Linked DNA regions of Mus musculus: region 2 is linked to region 1. Evidence: chromatin contacts called from ENCODE Hi-C or POLR2A ChIA-PET data. All regions are on one chromosome and are shown on one strand. The core of a region is the stretch at or near the end of the contact, and the rest is flanking DNA. Distances in the headings are between cores, read along the strand shown.

Evidence for each region. Hi-C counts contacts between places; a loop is a spot of excess contacts on that map. ChIA-PET counts read pairs that join two places held with the same protein, here RNA polymerase II (POLR2A).
Region 2: a loop to region 1 is called in a map of left cerebral cortex, with 4 times the contacts of the local background. The contact joins the promoter of B930095G15Rik here to the enhancer-like site in region 1. A Hi-C loop is called at or near these places in 8 of 37 maps with a recorded cell type or tissue (CH12.LX, gastrocnemius and left cerebral cortex). POLR2A ChIA-PET finds 5 or more read pairs at or near these places in 1 of 5 experiments (Patski).

The regions. Positions count from the first base shown.
Region 1 is chr14:120,829,774-120,835,113 of GRCm38, reverse strand. No RefSeq gene overlaps it. Among named protein-coding and RNA genes, the nearest start is that of Gm33173, 16 kb to the left of the region's middle. Within about 2 kb of position 2,605, at least 3 of the 3 ENCODE cell types and tissues checked have a DNase peak (open chromatin) inside an H3K27ac peak, as active enhancers do; they include gastrocnemius and left cerebral cortex, where a contact is called at or near this core.
Region 2 is chr14:121,247,325-121,252,588 of GRCm38, reverse strand. B930095G15Rik (RIKEN cDNA B930095G15 gene) reads right to left here and starts at 3,883. Exons shown (of 1, transcript NR_155502.1): 1 at 1-3,883. All of the region lies in intron 13 of Farp1 (FERM, RhoGEF (Arhgef) and pleckstrin domain protein 1 (chondrocyte-derived)), which reads right to left.

The DNA of each region.
Region 1 (5,340 bases), core at 1,356-3,855:
GGATGGCTCCACCCACAATGGACTGGACCATCCTCCATCAACCACTGTGGTGGTTTGAATATGCTTGATCCAAGGGAACGATACGGTTAAGAGGTGTGGCCTTATTGGAGGAGGTGTGGCCTTGTGAGAGGAAGTGTATCACTATGGAGGTGGGGCTTTACATATGCTCAAGTCTGGCCAGTGTGAAAATGTCTCCTGCTGCCTTTCAGTCAAGTTGTAGAATTCTCAGCTCCCCCAGCACCGTGTCTGCCTGCACATCACCATGGACTGAACCTCTGAAACTGTAAGCCAGCTCCAATTAACTGCTTTCTTTTATAAGAATTGCTTTGATCATGTTGTCCCTTCATAGCCATGAAACCCTAATTAAGATAACCACTGAAGAGAGCGGGTTCCTCCTCTCAGTGATTTTAGCTTGTGTCAAGTTGACATTAAACTGTCCAGCACAACTGACTCCTTGTCAACCTGACACAGACATCACTTTCCTTTCTCATTCATCCCCACGGTCTCACATTAAAAATACAAATAACTTTAAAAAAAACCTCGCAGTTTTTACAAACTCAATCACGTTAAAAATTCAAAGTGCCTCAAACTACGCGTTCCTGTAAAATAAAATAAAGTTAAATATTTTCTTACTTCGAGAGAGAAGAACCAGAGAAAAGTCACAACGAAATCAAAGCAAAAGCAAACTCCCAAAAGTGTAAATCACTGAGCATTCAATATCTGAGCTCCACTCATGGTCTTCTGGGCTCCTCCAAGGGGCGTGGGTCATTCTCTGGCTCTGAAGCACACACAGCTTGTCTTCCAGGCCTCGCTGGCTCCACTGCACAGCAGCTGCTATTCTTGGTGGTCATCCATGGTACTGCCATTTCCAAAAGGCCGGGGGGTTTCTGCTCTCATCAGTAGCTTTTCATTGACTCTCTTCACGGTGCCAAGCCTCACCTTCTCTTTCCTGGTCCCTTCAGTCCTAGGACTTCAACTGCCACCAAGGCTGCACCTTCCCCGGTGGCCTCTCCTGGCCTCTCACAGTGCCAAGCCTCAGCTGTTTTCCATGGCCCCTTCCTGACTTCAAAACTGGTACCATCTGGATGACTCTTATACTACCAAGTTCAGATGCCAGCATGAGGTACAAACTTGGCTGCCTCTGGAACACAGCTTCTGTGTGCTGACTCTCAGGAAACACTTCCCATAAGAGTTAACCTCAACCTCTTAATCACTGATAATTTCTCAGCTCCGGCTGGCCAGTATCCAGTATCCCAACAAAGCAAAGGTTTCACGTTAGTAGTTCTACTATCGTGTTAAACACAGCTGATTCTTGGGCCCCAGCTAACCAGACTCATGAAATCTCAAATCAAAATAGCAAATGGTCCCGATAGTTTTTAAACTTCCCTCTGAAACTTCACAAGACAGGCCTCATCTTTAAAAAAAAAATATTTATGAGTATACCATCTTCATGCTCCCCAGAGGAGGGCAATGGATCCCATTACAGGTGATTTCGAGCCACCTTGTGGTTGCTGGGAATTGAACTCAGGACCTCTAGAAGAAGAGTCTTAACCACTGAGCCGTATCTCCGCCCCCCTAGGCCCCATCTTCTGTTCTGCTTTTAACATTCTTATCTTCCAAGCTCCTACAGTACACTCACCAGGTACTGAGCACTCTGGCTTTTCTAGCCTCAAGTTCCAAAGTCCTTCCATAATCTTCCCCAAAATAACATGGTCAGGGTTGTCATAGCTCTACCCTACTATACCCTACCATCTTGATACCAACTTGCTTTAGTTAGGGTTTCTATTGCTGTGATGAAATATCATGACCAAAAGCAAGCTGGGGAAGGAAGGACTTATTTAGCTTAACACTTCCAGATCACTGTAGAAAATCAGGACAGGACTTAGGAGAAGGACCTGGCGGCAGGAACTGATGTAGAGGCCACGGATGGGTGCTGCTTACTGGTTTGCTCTGCATGGTTTGCCTCGTCTGTCTTGCTCAGTCTATTTTCTTATAGAACCCATGACCACCAGTCCAGAGATGGCATCACCCACTGTAGGCTAGGGCCACCCCTACCAATTACAGTGTGGAGGCATTTTCTTAATTGATGTTCCCTCCTCTCAGATGACTCTGGCGTGTGTCAAGTTGACATAAAGCTATCCAGAAGAGTGGCCATTCCAGGAGGTAAGAAGACCCTGGGGTTGGCTGTGTGGTCTCCTCTTCTCCCTGGAGAACTTTGTGCTTCAGGCTCTGAACAGAGGTAGTCTGAGCTCTGCTCTTTTGCTAACCACAGGGAACCATTTCTTCTCTTAAAGACTGAAGTATCTGCAGTGAGACCCACCCCTTTTCTTATTTTGACGTCTCACTTGTTCTGAAACAGAACAACTTCTATCATGGGGCAAAAAGGCACAAAACCAGAGACCTCTTGACATGGACACATAGCACATTGCAGTATGGTCTTTCCTGGTCTCCAGGGTGCAAACGATGCTAGGAGTCAGATCTCATGTGCAGAAGAAGTCAGCCAGCGGCTTCAAACCTTCAGTGGGAACTGCCAAGCATTCTGATCTTCCAGGAACTCATCCAGGCGTCTGGGGGAACGGCTCTGTCTTTATTTGCATATGGAATTCTGGGGGCTGACTCATTCTCTGAGCAGCTGGCCTCACTTGTGGTTTGTGCAAACCCACGCTGAGAAGTTGAGGCCAGGCTCTGGTCAAGGGCTGGGTCTAATGCAACCCTAGGGCAGCTGGGTCGCTTATATTATCTCTGGTCTTCCTGCTTTCTTCTCATTGAACTAAACAGCTAGGGGGCAGGTCCTCAGTCAGCATCCACAAAGCCACTGCATACATGGAGCATTCCAACACACTAGGAAGGCTTAGCTTTCTGTTTAGAATTCTAGCAAACAAGCTACGAACGTTTAAAAAGACAACCCCCTTCTCTCCGGCTCAGTGAAAGCAAAACCAGGCAGCAAAATCAATAAATCATTAACTTAAAGGACGGCCTTTCGAGGCTCGCTGCCTGGCTTGCTTTGCCAAGTGACAGAAGGGTCACTGACTTCACCGTGGAAAGGAAGTTGGTAATGATTTCCCCTAGCTCGCGAACTCTTGCCGCGCTTGCGCTGACGGTGTAGGACTTAAAAGCGAGGCTATATCGCCCTCTCGTGGACGCTGTGTGCATAACCTGTGATGCACAAAGCTTTGAGCTACAAATCACAAATACCGACCAATAAGATACAGAACTCAGGGAGTGTCAAACTGGATTGTTGTAATGCACACACACTGTTCAGGAACAAGTGGCACGCCTTAGGACTCGTTCGAGAAAAGCGTATCTAAGTGGCTTTGTCAAATATCAGTACTATGAATGCCCCTTTTAATCTAGCGTATTTCCCCCAAGCTTTCTTACAATGTACAGGACAAACTGCAAGTTGTGAGATGATGATTCCAAGTTAGTTAGCATATTTGTCACCTCACATACCTCCTTTTTTTTCCTTCTTCACAAGAACACTTAGTCTCTTAGCAAGTTTTGCATATGCAGTGGAGTGAAGCCTGTGAGTAAGACCAGCTTGGAGACGTTTCCTTCTGAGAGCCGGGGAATGGGGTAGCAGGACCCGAGGCCGTGTGCTGAGCTGCAGGGTTTATTGTCTGAGCTAAAGGGATTCTCTCTACCCCACCTGATCTTTACAGCTGTTCTGGGAGTCTCAATTACTTCTGTTTTGACCAAGACAATTTAATTGGGTGTCTGTTGAAGGAAAAGGCCTGGAATCGATATTGTAGCAAAGTGTACCTCAGTGGCTAATTAGTGAACTCGACCTTGGGTTAGCATTGCTGGGAGAAAGCTGCCCGCTCTGAACACCACTAGCAAGTCCCATGTGCTGTCTGCTGTTGATGATCAACACTGTCCTCGTTACCTAGAAGAATGGCACATTGTAGAGAGACTATCGGTTGTTCATTTAAAATAATCATAGTTTAATTAAACAACCTGAGAGGTGTCAATACTTTGTCCTGATTTGCACTGAAATAATCAGTGTAATAAAACTTCTGGGGATGCCTAAAACTTGGTCCAATTATAAATGCCAAGTGGGGGGACAATGAGATAGCTCAGTGGGGGGACATTAAGATAGCTGAGTGGGGGGCAGTGAGATGACTCAGTGGGGATAGTGAGATGTCTCAGTGGGGACAGTGAGATAGCTCAGTGGGGGAAACAGTGAGATAGATAACTCAGTAAGGGGGGCAGTGAGATAGCTTAGTGGGGGGGAATGAGATGTCTTGGGGGGGGGGTGGACAGTGAGATAGCCCAGTGTGCAAAAGTGTGTGTTGTGCAGGCATGGTGCTATGGCTCCATTCCCAGTACGCATGAACGTCGAGAGAACCAGCTCTGTAGCGTTGCCCCGCCTCCGCCTATCATAGAGAACCAGCTCTGGAGCGTTGCCCCGCCCCTGCCTATCATAGAGAACCAGCTCTGTAGCATCGCCCCGCCCCCGCCTATCATAGAGAACCAGCTCTGGAGCGTTGCCCCGCCCAGCCTATCATAGAGAACCAGCTCTGTAGCGTAGCCCCGCCCCCGCCTATCATAGAGAACCAGCTCTGGAGCGTTGCCCCGCCCAGCCTATCATAGAGAACCAGCTCTGTAGCGTAGCCCCGCCCAGCCTATCCTAGCCAGAAGAACAGTACAAGAGTGAGTCATTTCTGCACAAAGTGACTTTTTGTTAAATGGACACACACAGGGCCCAACAAAGCATTGATCTGGTCTCAGAATTTTGTTATTTTAAGACAGTTTACAGCAGAGCCAGCTTCAGCTATGCATTTGCAACAGCGCAGAACCAGAAGCATAATAAACACGACAGAGGAGGTGTGAAACGTATTCTATGAATACATTTGAAATGTGCTTGATTGAAAGGCAGATCGGACCATCTATCGGTGATGGGAAGTAGTGATTTCTCCCTGGCTGTCTCATTAAATAAAAGTCTAGAATTGATCTATTTGGGCGGTGAGGGGGCCATCAATCCCGGCAGGCTTTTAAAGATTAGTGTTTTGAGTGGACTGTTGTGATTCTGGTTCTGAGTTCTTGTTAGCCAGTAGGATTATTGTCATGTTAAAGATAGTCTATTATATAACATAAGCCTGTCTGAGACTAAACTTATGCATAAAATACTCCCAGGTGCCAAAGCGTCACTGAGTCACAGCTCATGAATAGCCCTGATTTTACCCCAGCTGTATTTTTGACATGCTAGTAATTTAACTTTTTTTTAGATTTATTTATTTTATGTGTATGAGTGTTTTTCCTGAGTATATGTGTGTGTGCATGCCATGTGCATGTCTGGTGCTGATGGGGTCCAGAAAAGGGCATTGGACCCCGGAACTGGAT
Region 2 (5,264 bases), core at 2,634-5,133, 420 kb before region 1:
TTGTCCTTATGCTGTGGAATGATTGACGAGTGGGCTTTTGTTTTTTAAACCTGTCTTCCCTGACTGCAAGTGAGAATAGGCAAATTTCTTCATGAGGGAGGGAGCTACAGGTAGACAATTCTGTACGACCCTCCGAGGAAGCACCCGGGTAGTAAGGCAAGAGGCGGGAAGGAATTCCAAGGTGTTAGGGAAGAGATCAACTGCTCACTAAACCTCTGGAGATTTCCAATCCCTACTTCTAAAAGTTTTTCTCAGGCACTCAGGTTAGTAGCTCCTCGGCAATGTCTTCCTCTCCCACTAATCTGCATGAAGAGGTGGGCCAGCAATCCCCCACCAACAATGCTCTAAGGGCACACACTTCTGGCAAAGGCCTTTTCAAATCTTCTTAAATGGACACTTTGTCATTCCACAAATAATTATGGGATTTCAAATTGGCCCTGCTGTTTTTATGGATTTCAATCTATCACCTATCCCAGAGCCTGCCTCTACAGCTTTATCATTTTCATTTAGAATACATTCATAATTCTCTCCTGGCCCATAGGAGGCTGAGCTCAGAGGCTCAGGACAGGCTCTTCATCAGAGGAGACAAAACGGCCTGAGAGGGAGCGGGCACAGCTTCCTGCCTCTCATCCCCTCTGAGGGCTGGCACAAGCTCCCTGCTAATGATCTGCTTCTTCAGCGTAGGCCAAAGCTGTGTAAACAGACTCACCCAGTTCTGGGAAGAGAGAGTGAGAAAAAAATCCAATCTATTTCTCAGATAATTAAAATGGCATTTCACATACTTCTGAACCTGTCCTGTTTTGTAAAGTAGTCAGTAAGTTGATTAGTGTCTAATTTTTAACTTGATAGGTATTTCGTGTGGGTTCTTTCCTGTAAAAAGAGAAGCAGAAAACCTGACAATTAAAAAAAAAAAAGAAACTTGTTATTTGATAAATTATTAAAATGAGAACATTGATGGCGCTGATTAACTCCTACTTTCAAAACTTCTTTACTATTCTCCGAATAAACTTACGTCTTTTGCAAGTTTTTAGATGCTACAATCCTATCTTTTGTTACCTGGTTCTAAAATATAGATTTTTTTTTTTTTTTTACCTACATACTCAGAATGTGTTAGTTCTAGAGGCATACATAGGAAAGACAGAAGAAACACAGGGCTCTTTTTAAACTCACGACTTCCCACTAAGAAAGAAGACAATGAAATTTCGAATGAGATCATCTATTCTGAGCATTCACCACCCAAGAAAATCCCCACCACACTGAATCAGAGGTGGGTCCCTGGCCATCGGACTCTATGACAACAGCTGGCTGGAATGGCAAGGTTCCCACATGGAAGAGTGAGGTCACAGTTTACCAGTGTTAGAGATGGTGTCCTCTTCCTGATACCTTAGGTGGCTGGGGGCAAGTTACATGCGTTCCTCAGAACCAGCATCCTTTAAGGCGAGCTCAACAACAGCTAAGCTTCCACTTCACACTTCATCACCAAGCCATTCAGACAAGCAACAGTGATGTCGGACTTGCAGACAGGCGACAGACAGACAGACAGACAGACAGACAGAGGGGGTGTCACTTAGGGTCAAATGGCAGAGAGCATACAAGGCTGCTCTTACTTCTAGGGCAAAGGTAAAGGAGAATCCTGCTTTGAAGATGGCGGAGGACTTGTGAACTTGGTGTCACTGAGGAACGTGGAGTCTAGTATACCATCTTGTAGGAAGGACAAAGCTTCAGCCATCGGTGGGAAAGAACAGTTACATCAAACAGGTTTTTGGTTTGTTAACAGCAAGATTCCCGTTAGGACAAGGTTTAGGAAAGCCTCTGGAGTTTAGAGTAACACAAGATATTAATACCATGCAAACATTTGACATGAGTTTGGTCTTCCATGCTCGCCACCAAACTCATGGCTATCAGAGAAGACAGAGAGCATCCTGGGTGACAGGAGTCCATGCTGTGCGGAGGCTCCACACGGAAGCACAGGCAGAAGTGAAAGCAGGGCGCATCTGAGGAGCACACATTGTGGGTGCCCACCCAGGGGACAAAGAGCTTGTCTGATGGAGATGCTACGCCCCACTCCCTCCCACCAAAGCCAATCAGCATCAGGTGTTTCACTCCCACTGGGAATAGCAAAGCCCAGCCTGTGGACGGCTGGCTGTGTGAGCTCCCAACGTAAGCTGCTGTCTCAGATGCGCTCTGTTCCACCTACATCTGCCCCCCTTTAAAGTGAACTTGCTCTCCTCCAAGGGCTTGCCCCACCCCATAGCACCTTATACGGTGCAGGGCCTTGAGAGAAGATGAGGCCACAAAAGCCAAGTGTACACTTCTCCCGGCGCCTGGGTGGCCATGATTCGGTCTGTCAAAGTGCCGCTGGGTGAGCGACTGCTGTGTTCTACAAAGGGTATTCCAGGTACAAATTGGTATTTAGGCAAGGTTTTGGGTTGAAAAGACATCAAACAGCGTTCCAACAGTGCAGGGGACAGAAGGTATGCCATGCTCCAAGGATCAAGACAGAATGTTCAAAACAGAGCGTCTTCTCCCAGGTAGGTACATGCTGACAAAACGGTATACAGTGGAACAATGGAAAGAATGTTTCTTAAATTTATTAAACAAATGACAGAAATGAGAATGAAGTCCCCAGCCTTTTCTACTTGAGAATTAATTCAGTGCATCAGAAAATTTTAATACAACACATTATTACCTCAAGGATTAAATGCACACACAGAGAGAACAGGAGGAAATTGTGTTAAAAACATGGGCTGGGCTGGTGAGATTCGGTTAGTGAGGTTTGCAGCAATTTTCCAAGGCAGGAAGAGGTGAGAGCAAGGGGTTGATGACCCTTCAAGCCCTCTAGATGCTCCTGGAGAGAGCGGGCATTCTTGGTAACTGAAGAGCTAAGTGTGGTCTTTCTGTAGCATTGCAGGCAGAGGGTCAAGGTCTTGCTTCTCACACTGGAAGCCAGGGGAAAGGGAGCTGGGGGTGCAGCTGCGTGAGACAGACGCTCATCACCAGGGATGACAGACCGGCCAGAACCCTGCATGCCCCATTCCCACCTCCAGACTCTGTAAGGGCCTTTGTCTTCTGCCATTTCCCACCACTGTTGAATATTCTGAACCAGCCCAGGGGGCTGCAGTGCTGCCTGGCACCAGTGCACACAGGCGCAGCACCAACCTTTGCTTTGCTGACGTGACCTTTCGAACTCTATCCCAACCACTATAGGGGCAGGTTTTCCATACCAACAACTGTCATCTGGAGACATCGCAGAGCAGCTAACCTGGCCCAGAGTCCTTAGGAAGAAGGACAGGTGCTGCCTTGCATGCGAAGCTGCCATCTAATACCAGAGCCACAAACATGCAGGGGAGCCCCCTTCCGGGCTGTGCCCAGTGGCCATCATGGGCTCAACAGAGTCACCCAAGAAAACCTCAATGGAGAACCAAGCAAAGCCAAGGCTGTGTGGAGAGCTCTCTCTCTCTCTCTCTCTCTCTCTCTCTCTCTCTCTCTCTGAGAGTTTTAAGCGCTTCCCTAGCTTCTTTCTGGTCGGGCATTCCATTGTTTTCTTGGAGAGCAACACGTCTCTGGGTGAGAGGTTTCTGAGAGTGCTACGCTCTTCACTTCATGAAGACCTTTTTCCAACAGACCTACCCCTTTCCTTGTCCCTGCCACAGCCGGTTAACATAAACCCACACTTTCAACTCTGCTCCCAGGAGACATACTCGGAAGTATGTATCTAGGCTACTAAAAGGGAGAACCACACAGCTTTCTGTCCAATTGGTGGCAACCAGACCACGTGGATCTTTGATTTAAGCTGACTCCACATCTGAATCATTATGGAATTTTTTTTTAAATGCTTTTCATTAGTACCTCTTTCGTAAAAAAAAAAAAAAAAAAAAAAAAAATGATATTAAGAGGCATGCTAATTTTGGCCTGAATGCCAGGCCTTTGTGTTAACACCCAGTACCTGGTGCCTCCAGTGAGTTCATTTCCTGTTTTAAGTTTCAGCTCATCACATGGGAAAGGGGTGGATTAAACCAAAGGAAAAAGCAGTGCCAATCAGTTCTTTGGCCCCACCCCCTTTTAAAATCTTGTTCCCAACACAGGCTTTCCCTCCTGTGTGTTTGTTTGGCCAGCATGAAGCTACAGTCTGTTCCTTGCGTTTAAAGAAACTCTTGCACTTCATTGCAGAATTCAGCGACAGCAGAACAGACCTGAGCCGTGCAATGTGATGGAGGGAAACCTTGGAGGAACACGGAGGAGCAATGGGTTCGGATGGGAGAGAGGAGCAGGAAACAGCTTGCCATGGGAGTTATAACCACAGTGGCTATGGAAATTCTAGCTAAACCCACGTAAAGGGCTCAGGCAAAGCCAAGCGATCAAGACAGAGGCACACAGAGTCAAACCAAGCCTGACTGACTAACTGCAGGCTGGGTCCACCTGTACCTCTGAGGCTCATTCAATAAGGGCTGCGCCTGTGGCAAGCACAGCGCTGCTCAGAGAGGGCAGAAAGCACTGTACGGGGAGAAAGCAGACTGAACTCCTGTGGTCAGGGACTCTAGATAAAAAGGGAAAAAGGGGACAAAACGAACCTCTAAGCACATTTACCATCAATTCACCAATGTTAAAAATGTTTCCTATCTGAATTTTAATCCTCCTTTTACAAAAAGCTTGGCAACGTACAACCAGGGAGACTTCTGAGGTCAACTCCCCCCAACTCCCCCCCCCCCCCCAAGACTCAGCAGGCCAGGGGCTGACTCTGCATCTAGGTTCTTCAGGCCTGGACTTTTTTTTTTTTTTTTTTCATTACTTGGTTTAAATCTTCAAAGATGTTCTTGAGGAGAAAAAAGTCTTACTACTCAGATTTTAAGCGCAGGGCCAAAGAGCGGGGGTGGGGTGGGTGGGGAGGGGGATGGCCGTGTAAGAAATTCCTGAATATGAATCACACATATAAGAAAGAATCTGGCCCAAAAGCTTCCTCTAATTAAATGCCTATCTAATAAAATACCATCGATGGCATCCAGATGACTGTTTCAGGGGCTGAGGCCGTTCACATTGGGCTCTGGAACTCATTAAGTGCATTTCTTCACGCTAAAGGAATTTCATGCCTTTTCAGTTTGCTCTTAACAAGGATCCACATGGGGAACCACTAGATATATTTCAAAATAAAATCTAACATAACATCACAATGTAAGGGGTCCTAGAGCATCCGCGAGGAGCTTTAAACTCTGAGTTTCTCTGTCTCCCACCCTTGGCCGTGAGATACTGTTTGCAGAGCAGCAGCG